2 separate regions of the Homo sapiens genome follow, and region 1 is linked to region 2. Evidence: chromatin loops called from intact Hi-C (ENCODE). Cell type or tissue: natural killer cell. All regions are shown on one strand. Each heading gives the region's core, and the rest is flanking DNA. Links, peaks and the distances in the headings are about the cores only.

Evidence for each region. Hi-C counts contacts between places; a loop is a spot of excess contacts. Peaks named below come from ENCODE experiments on the same cell type or tissue, not always from the same donor. Only the 100,000 strongest peaks of a DNase experiment are listed, where the experiment ranks them.
Region 1: it touches region 2 in a loop (32-fold over the local background); 7 of 110 quality-filtered maps call a loop at or near these places.

The regions. Positions count from the first base shown.
Region 1 is chr18:68,844,254-68,849,646 of GRCh38, reverse strand. It overlaps CCDC102B (coiled-coil domain containing 102B), which reads right to left. Exons shown (of 8, transcript NM_024781.3): 4 at 3,226-3,334. Among named protein-coding and RNA genes, the nearest start is that of CCDC102B, 49 kb to the right of the region's middle. In natural killer cell, for the core only: a CTCF peak has its summit at 2,152; a DNase peak (open chromatin) is centred at 2,176.
Region 2 is chr18:70,431,715-70,437,107 of GRCh38, reverse strand. No RefSeq gene overlaps it. Among named protein-coding and RNA genes, the nearest start is that of LINC01910, 50 kb to the right of the region's middle. In natural killer cell, for the core only: a CTCF peak has its summit at 3,017 (motif pointing right); a DNase peak (open chromatin) is centred at 3,027.

The DNA.
Region 1 (5,393 bases), core at 215-5,214, 1.6 Mb after region 2:
TAACAGATAATTCACTGAAGTGTTTCAAACAATGGGCTAATACGATCCGATGTAATGTCTTAGAAATATCATGCTGCTTGGTGGTGTACAATGAATTTAATAGGTCAACAGTGGTGGTAAATAGACCTGGAAGGAAAAGGCAAGGAGATGATAGTGGCCCTGTCCGGGGAAGTAGCAAGGATGGAAAGAATGATGTGAGATCCAGTTTGGAGGCAGAGTCGATAAGATACATTAATATTTATAGTCACTTCTATGGAATAATTTTTTAAGCCACAGGAATAGCAATAAGAGGCAATGTTTCAAAATTAGCAGTAAGCTCAGAACTGCGCTAATATTCCACCATACACCTATTTCTAATAACTATCTTCAAGGACCTTGCCTTGATGTACGCAGAATAGCTCCTATATGCCATATGTTTTAAAAAGATAAGGTGTGAGTACAGAATTTTAGCTACATACCACTAGTAATTCTAATTTTCTATTTTCTCCCAAATCAGAAAGGTATTTTGAGGTGTTTAAAATAAGGCTTCAATGTAAGCCATAAAGGGGCCCAACAATGCCTGTGTCTCTGAAAGTATTTATAAATATTTATGAAATAATATTATAAATTATAAGCTACTAGGCACATTGTTATGATCACAAAAAGATGACTTATTAAGAAAATATATTAGAACATTCCAAGCAAATGCTCACAATGTTCAAAGAAAATTAAAAGTTACTTTTTAAAAATTTTTTACCTTGAGACTAATTTTTAAATGTTAGCAAGTATTCTCACATGTGGCAAAGAATCTCTTCCATTATGGAAAGAATCAGAGTCACTGACTGTTAAAATGAGGTGCCAGAATTATGAGTAATCAATGTTACCTACATGAATGTTTGATCCTCTAGACCATGAAATTTCATAAATGATCCTTTCCACACACTCAGAATTCATAATTTAATTCTGAATCAATATAGACAGACTTGCAAAGGAAAAGCTGAGTAAGTATTAAATTCAGCATGGAAACAGCACTTTGGATATAATTACCTCTACTATGCATTGTCTTGGTTGTATTTTAAACACTTAGATTTTACAATTAAATTCTTATCTTTTCTCTTCTCTATATGTGTCAGTAATTGAAGAATGATTTCCCTCTAAAAGCACACCAGACTTTCAAATGCATTTTTACAATTCTAGGTCTATTAAGCACATCTGTTTCCAACTTTAACAATTGCTAATCTTTCCATCAGCAGTTCTTAGACAGGCATGTATTTGCTTTTAACATTTTAGGCATCTACAACAGAAATTACACTTGTATTCAAACATTCATAGAGATGATGAGCTACGATAAATGCAAAGGTCATTATCAGAATTGTTGAGGAAAAAGGGAGTAAGAAAGAATAATTTACATGAAATTTTAAAGAATGAATCATGACACACCTTCTGATTGTCAATCAACTGTACGGAGACTTTGAATATTTTACTCTTATACTTGTGCTACAATACTATTTCTAAATATAGCCTAAAATTCTTGTCTGTTATAACCCATTATAAGAAATGATTAAACAAAGAATATATAAATAATTAAACTCATTCTAAGTAGTATTGTTTGTTTAGTTTTTAAACATTTTTAAAAATTTCACCTTATTTTATAAAAATAATTTAAACATATGTATATAACACATTTATTCAAAAAAACATAAGAACATCAGAAATGTATGTTAGGAATGAAAAGACATATTTTTAAAAAATTTCCATATAAATAATTCAAACAATGTTTCATCTTTATATTTATAAATTTTCAATGTCTACAAAATTTTACATTCACTGCCTTCATTATTCAACTTTGTGGTTCATTTAACTGAAATATGCACTCAAAAGACAAATTTTTCACAATTTTGAGGTTTCTCCTGTTCTGAAACCCTATCAGCATTTTATCTACCAAAAGCATCATATATGTATTAATACATATTTCTGAATGGTCATCAGATCCACCTTACACTGTATAATGTCATACTTTTATTTTTTCTCTCACTTACTTTGCTACCAAAAGTCATATTTGAATATAAAACATTAAACCTTTTCAGATACACATATTGCTTTTTAAACCAACTCAAAAACTTGACTTTTTCAGTATATTTGCTACATAAATGTTACTCAAATAAAGGTTTATGAAACTAAGAGGAAGATTAACAAGTCTGTGCTGCACACTAGTGGCAAGAGGTAGTAAATGCATTCTTTTTTTTACTTAAATTTTACACTAATTGCATCTTAAATATTAGCTTTTTCAGTCAAAATTCGAACCCATTATATTATAGAGCACATAAACACACATTCTAAACATAATGTGTTTTTGTGTCATGAACTATTTTTCCACTATACATCAATGTATTGTGAACGCCATACCCAGAGAGGTTCCTGTGCATAGAAATACTATGGATCCGTATATCCATGTATATGTTTGTGCACAGACGTATACATGTGCATACCTTATACTTATATTGCACACACACCCACTAAATGTTAACTCATGTAAAAATAGTCATTATTTTGCCCATTATTTTTCTTTTCTTTACTCATTATTCTTTCCCACACACTTATGTAATACCATGCTTTAATACACATAACATGTAAAATATTACTCAAATAATAAATGGTAATAAATCATCGAAATGGGAAACGTTCATGATGGCATTTTATTGATGAAAATGCAAAAGAAAAGTACCCTGGCAAGTGGCTGATCCCAAATAACTACAATGTCGATATGAAAAGAACCTCAATATGCCTGAGATAAATTGATATTATCAGGCTGCTTCATGAAAGAATAAGATAAAGTCATTTATGATAGATGGTGTGCTATCAGAGGATATCTTTAACCATCCCCTCTAATGTGCCTAGAATGGGTATTAATTGTGTCATGTAGCTCATCATTAACCATTTAACTATCAATATGGATATCAAAACATCATTTTTATATCTTAAATATATAGAATAAGATTTTTGAAAATAAATAATGACCAATATAAAACTGACACAAATGTGTAAATAAAAACAAGATGTCATAGAGTCTGAATTTGACCAAGCCCACTATTGACAAGTGATTTCAAGTATTACTCTTATAGAGGAAATTCCAATTTTTAACCTCCCTTCCTCTTATCTGTTGTGCCTTTCTGCCCACATGCTTACATATCCAAAGAAAGAAAAAGCTAGGCTTCATTTCTTCCTTTACATCATATTCCCCCATACCTCTTTCACATTTTTTGGCTTTGATTCTTTCAGTTCTTCATACTTCCACTTCCACAGAGACAAAGCCGACTCCAGTCTCTCTATTTCTTTTTCCAAAGCTGTGCGCATTCTAAATAATTTAAGAATTAAAAGAAAAAAAGTCGGCTTCAATTTTAAAATACTTTCAAGGATGCATTCAATTTTATAGGCATTTTCCTAATTTTTGATATTTGTAACTGATCATCTTAATGAGAGAAAACATTTTGCAACTCATTAAAAATTATAAATATTGAATAAAAGTATTTTAGTTTATTATTCTGACAATTAACTTTACAGTAGATTACATATATTTAATTTGGCTTTGCCAGTATTGACATTCTGCTTGCTTTCTTCTGTGTATTTCATGCTTGCCTCTCAATTCCTTTCACTCATAATATTCTCTTACATAGGAGGATATATATGTTTCTAATTTTAACATGGAATTCTATCCATCTTCATATTGTGGCTATTATGTGAATGAAAAAAATCATTTGAAATGACCCAGAATTCCAACAAGCCACCTAACAATCTTAAAAAATAGTCATTTACTGGGGATCTAAAAATAATTTTAAATATTTCAAATTTGATTGTAATAAAGAAATTTCACTGGGATCCTTATTTAAATTATTCTAAAGGACTGAAATTAATTTCTCTATTTGTAGAACTAGCAACAGAACTAGGATAAAAACTTAGTCCTTTAATACACCAACCACTGGATTTTTGTTTGTTTGTTTTGCCCACAATGTCTGAGTCATTGATAATTGTTTTATTTCTGGTTGTAATGAACATATATTGACCTTTGAAGCTGGCCTGTTCTTATCTGTAAGGTAGATTTGATTACTATTCAAAAATACTCATTGATATTCCTCCATTTCCACGGACAGAGTTGTTTTCCTCATTCCTCAATTCTAGGATTTGACAATGAGATATTAGCAGAGATGATAGAAACAAAAATTTGAAAACAACTTATATGTTTGAGCTCCAGGTAAATACACTTTGATTGTTATATGACACTGAGATTTTGTGATTGTTAGTTACATACTTACTGTATTCATAATTAACTAATATACGGATCTATTTCAGTGATATTAAATGTCACTAGAAAGATCTTAGAAACATATTCACAGAGCTAGAAAATGCATGCAGAATCAATATTGAATGTCATTTACATATTTATAAGAAAAATGATTCTTCCTGGTAACAATACTATGATAATTCAAAGTAGTGTTAGGCTGTAAATATATTAGTTTAATTCAATCAAATGGAGAAGCAGCCTATTAAAAAGTTATATAATTATATTTACATAAATCAAGCCACAAAATTGAAAGAGGATATAAAAGAATTAGTTAGAGCTTAGCTTAACCTCAAAAGACATAGGTTGCAAAAAAATGGTGCAAAGCACCACTTATAGGACTCTGATCCGGAATCCCTTATTAACATAGCAAATATATTAAACAAAATTAACAAACAAAGAGACTCAACTTGAAAGTTTAGGTCTTCTGAACACTGAATATGAATGTTTATAATCCAGATTAACCACAGCGGTCACAATTTCAGATAGAAAAGTAAACCTAGCCAGCTGAGGACACCCAAGTTGCTTATAATGATATAATTTTTGTTTTACTACTTGCGTTTGAGATGATGAGAGGAAAATAATTAAATAGAGAAATAATAAATCAGTAAGTATTAGTATTTTGTGTTAGATTTAGAAAGTATATGTACAAATCATCATATGGTGAAATATATTGCATATCTAACATTTGAGTGCATTTTAAGTTTTGGGTGATAAAATAGAATATTTAAAAGATATTGAGTATTGACTTAGACCTGTGAATTTACATTGAAAATTATAATAAAATTGTACTAAGTTTGTAACTTCATTGGAATGTTTAAGATAAGAATCACCATATTTATAATTTTAATTTTTTAGATTTTCTTGTGTAGGATGTGGGAATGTCTTGTCAGTAACTGAAAAACTGAAAAAGCAAATGGCATATGTTAAATTAATAAAATATTTTTATAAAAGATTTTAATTAACTGCATTTGTGTAATGAAGCATATATTTATGTTCCTCCTTAAAATTAATTTTGAGAATTATTTTATTTATAATAGAATGGAAACATACTTGAAAAATACCTAGAGTTAAAATC
Region 2 (5,393 bases), core at 335-5,334:
AGGATGGTCTCGATCTCCTGACCTCATGATCCACCCGCCTCGGCCTCCCAAAGTGCTGGGATTACAGGCGTGAGCCACCGCGCCTGGCCAGGAATGTTCTATTGTAAGAACGTTAAAAATATTAAATTATTTGACTTTCAAAAGAACTCTATAAGATAGATAGGTTTTTATGAATTTTAATACTTCCACTATTTTTAGTGATTATTTTCCCCATTTTATAGATTAGGATATGAAGACACACAGAAATAAGCCCAAGGTCACTCAGCTGATTAGAAATAAAGTCATGCAGTGGAACACTACAGAACAAAGGAAAGGAATGAAATAAAATTATATGTAGCATTATGGATAAATATCAAACCGTGAGAAAAAGTAGGTTGTAGACTGATACAGTAACATACCATTACATTAGTCTGAAAGATGCAAATCAATACTGCATGAGTTTCCTAGGGCTGCCATCACAAATAAGCATGAACTGGGTAGCTGACAACAGAAATGTATCCTCTCACCCTTTTGGAGGCCGGAAGTTGGAATCCAAGGGACCATCAGGGCAGCACTCCTTCAAAGGCCCTAGGGGTTCCTGCCTGGCCCTTTCCAGCTTCCGGTGGCTCCAGGACGTCCTCGGCTTGTGGCCGTATCACTCCAGTCTCTGCCTCCATCTTCACATGGTCTTCTCTTTTCTGTCTTGTAAGGACACTTGTTGGATTTAGGGTCCACCGGATGGTGGAGGATCATGTCTTTTCTATATCCACCAAGACACTTCCCAAATAAGGGCACACTCACAGGTTGCAGAGGGTCAGGATGTGGACATACCCTTTGGGAGGACAAGCATTCAACCCTCTACAAATATTGGCGGTAATTTACAGGTATTTACCTAAGTAATGAAAAGCCATTTTAAAAAAATCTCATGGAAATAATAAACACTAAACCCTCCCCTGGGAAAGAAAGGAGAGAGAGAGTAACAGGAGAGGAAGGTATTACAGAGGGGGTAAGTGTCTCTGTAATTTGTTCTCATTTAAATCCTGGAGCAAATATGGCATTTTAAATCTACAGTTAATATAGCAACATGTTGAGCTTTGATAGGGCTGAGGGGCACACACACACCTGTTGGCCATGATTTTCTCTGAAATTTTCTTTTTCTTTTTTTTTTTTTTTTTTTTTTTGTGACAGAGTCTCGCTCTGTTGCCCAGGCTGAAGTGCAGTGGTGTGATCTCGGTTCACTGCAGCCTCCATCTCCCGGCTTCAAGTGATTCTCTTTCCTCAGCCTCCGAGTAGCTGGGATTACAGGTGCCTGACACCGTGTCTGGCTAACTTTTGTATTTTTAGTAGAGACAGGGTTTCACCATGTTAGCCAGGCTAGTCTCGAACTCCTGACCTCAGGTGATCCACCCACCTTGACCTCTCAAAGTGCTGGGATTACAGGTGTGAGCCACTGTGCCTGGCTGATTTTCTCTGTAACTTTTTATAATTAAGAAATATTTCATAATGAAACAATGCAAAGATGTCCTCTGCCTTAACTCTATCATGGTATTTGGAAGAGTTACTTTTGACAGGTCCTTGTTGAACCTTGTCTGCAAGCTGTTATTAAACATCTATGGTATTATCCACTACTTCTCTCAGTCCTATTTGAATCGGCTCCAAGTCAGAGTTCCTCCGTGCTTTCCTAACTCACCTCTTAACATATACAGCCTTTCCTCTCCACCATTTAGTTTGCTTTAGATGTTTTTTTTTCTTATTAAGAACACCACTGCTCCAATAATGATGAACTGATTTCCAAATGTCAAAGACTAATCCAACACAGAAATATCAAAGCAAAGACTGCAGATAAGCAACATGGCTTCCTCGTGATGTTTGCTGTGCTTCTAGAAAACAACTTTTCTCATGAGTCTTTTAAATCATGTTTTATCTTTACAATAATGAGTACTCTTGCCTTCTTTGAGAACATCCTCACCTCTCCCAGAGAAGTAGCATCAGCAAATTGATGGGCTGAGACTTATTTCTCCTGGGGTGACCTGCCAATAGCAGAATCATTAGCACAGTCCCCTCTAAAGCACTACTTTTTTTCAATATTCTTTTAAAATTCTCCAGCCAAAAATGATGGGAATCATGATTATTCCTGGCCACTGCCATCTCTAAAGTGGAGTTACTCTTCTTTCTATACCCAGCCATATAAAATTAAGACAATCCACTGAAATATAATTACTCATGTTTTGAAAAATAAACAGCTAAAGTAAAGCTACAGCAGTTTTAGTAATGTGCTGTTTTATTTTAGGTGATGGGAAAACCAAAAGTTATACAACTATTTATGAGGTTCAATGATGAAAGTAACACATTATTTAAAAAATTAATCTGAGTAATCATGATAGTATGGAATTTAAAATTAGAGGCAGGGTGAGGTGGCTCACGCTTGTTATCCCAGCACTTCGGGAGGCCGAGGTGGGCAGATCACTTGAGGTCAGGAGTTTGAGACCAGCCTGGCCAACATGGCCAAACCATGTCTTTACTAAAAATATAAAAATTAGCTGTGCATGGTGGCACTCACCTGTAATCTCAGCTACTCGGGAGGCTAAGGCAGGAGAATCATTTGAACTCTGGCAGTGGAGGTTGCAGTGAGCTGAGATCACGCCACTGCACTCCAGCCTGGGTGACAGAGCAAGATTCTGTCTCAAAAAAAAAAAAAAAAAGAAAGAAAGAAAAAGAAAAGAAACGAATTTAGAATTTAGAATCAGAAGACTTTAATTCCTGGTTCTTCCAGTGATCAGCTGTGTGACATTGGACAAGTTAGTTCCGTAAACCTCAATGTGCAACGTTGGGCTAATGAAGTAGCTACCTGATAAGATTGAAATAGATATTAAAAAATAATAAATAGGCATTCCATATATCATAGCTCAGGCTGCCATACAAAATATCATAGACAGGGTGACTTAAACAACAAAAATGTATTTCTCACAGTTCTGTAAGCTGGAAGTCCAAGATCAAGGTGGCCACAAGGTGGTTTCATTCCGAGACCAATTCTCTTGGCCAGCAGATGGCAGCCTTCTCGCTGTGGGCTCACATGGCCTCTTATATGCCTGTGGGGAAAGAGAGAGGGCTCTCCAGTGTCTCTTGGTGTAAGGATACTGTATCTATCCAGAGCCCCACCCTTCTGACCTCATTTAACCTTATTTACCTCCTTATAGGCCCTATCTTCAATTATAGTCACAGTTGGGGGTTAAGACTTCAACATATCAATTTGGGGGAGACACAGTTCAGTCTGTAATACCTAGGTAATATTAGTATCAGATATTTTAAGGCAGCCACAGGACTGGGCGCAGTGGCCTGTAATCCCAGCACTTTGGGAGGCCGAGGCGGGCAGATCACCTGAGGTAGGGAGCTCAAGACCAGCCTGACCAACACGGAGAAACCCCGTCTCTACTAAAAATACAAAATTAGCCAGGCGTGGTGGCGCATGCCTGTAATCTCAGCTACTAGGGAGGCAGAGGCAGGAGAATCGCTTGAACCCGGGAGGTAGAGGTTGTGGTGAGCTGAGATTGTGCCATTGCACTCCAGCCTGGACAACAAGAGCAAAACTCCATTTCAAAAAAAAAAAAAAAAAGGCAGCCACAGTACTTCTTCCATGCGTGTTTGTTGTTTTTTATTGGCCTGACAGAAAAACCCATGAGAAATAAAAATGAAATGCTAAGCTCCTCAACTCACTGAATGGACCCCCTCTTGGTCCAGGGGACCCCAGAGTAACCTTGGAAACTGAGTTCTTGACCATGATGGAATGGGGTCAGACACACCTCAATGTGCCCTTCCCCTGCTGGCCACCATTAAGCTTTCTTCCCTAAGAGCAAAACAGAAACCAGTCTTTCAAATGATTCCACCGCTATTGACCAACCTGACACTGCCCACCCCTCCTTTTTGCCTGATAAGAGACCACGGACCATGGAGTCTACAAGGAATGTGCAGTTGGAATTTTTGTGTCCTCTGGTTCACCTTTTGAAGTCAGAAGGCCAAACACTCCACTCTCCGATCATGCTAACATGGCCATTTTCTGAACATGGATCCCTTGGAGAAGCAGGAAGCTTTATTGCTCATGCACATGTTTCCTCTTTCACAAAGATTCATGACTTCTCCTGTAGCTTATTAAACACATATATTCAGCCACTTCGTTCAGCATATATTCCTGTTCCTGTTGCCCCTCCCTCAAAATGTCTGTTTCTGGCTTCCCACCCTGTCAGATGGCCACCCTGCAGGCTGCAACCCTTTCCAAATTTATAAGCCTTGTCATTCTTCAGTTGACAACCATAATCCCTATGGCATAACTTGCACTGCATGAAAATTATATTGATAGGTGTAACCAAAATAAATAACTTTATTAAGTTATGTAATTAGAGGTATGTGGAATTTTTCACTCTGCTTTCTCATGAAACAAAGCATAATCATTTCAACGCTCCTACAAAATAGTTACAATCACCACTGTCATGTCTTAATGTTTTACAGTTGGAATAGTAAAAACTATGTCCCTGTAATATACTAAAAAGTTTTAAGTGCTTACCTAAGAATATCCTTTAATGAAAGATGTTTGTTCAGGTTTCTGCCTCAGCCTCTGAGTAGCTGGGATTAGAGGCACCCGCCACCACGCCCGCCTAATTTTTGTATTTTTAGTAGAGACGAGGTTTCACCATGTTGGCCATGCTAATCTCAAACTCCTGACCTCAGGTGATCTGCCTACCTCGGCCTCCCAAAGTGCTGGGATTACAGGTATGAGCCACTGTACCTGGCCCATTGTACCATTTTCTTACTATGAAGATGTTTATTTTTATTTGAACTTCCTGGGCAATAAAAATAATGTTACAGTTTTAAACACTGCTATATATATTTATATATTATACTTTTTGAAAAGGCAATGAATGACAGATCACATCAGTTTATACTTTTACCATATGAGCTGCCATTTCCTGATACCCTCACAAATACTGGTCATTATTGTTCCTTTTTACTCTCTGCCAAATTGGCAAGTGGAAAATTACTTAACATTGCCTTTCTTTGGTTTCTATTGAGTTCAACTTTTTTTTTTTTTTTTTTTTTTTAAGACGGAGTCTTGCTCTGTTGCCAGACTGCAGTGCAGTGGCACGATCTCGGCTCACTGCAACCTCCACCTCCCGGGTTCAAGCAATTCTCCTGCCTCAACTTCCCAAGTAGCCGGGTCTACAGGCACCCGCCACCAAGTCTGGCTAATTTTTGTATTTTTAGTAGAGACAGGGTTTCACCATGTTGGCCAAGATGGTCTTGATCTCTTGTCCTCATGATCTGCCTGCCTTGGCCTCCCAGAGTGCTGGGATAACAGGCGTAAACCACCGTGCCTGACCTGAGTTCAACTTTTTTCACACTTCTTGTTGTCCACCCAAGGT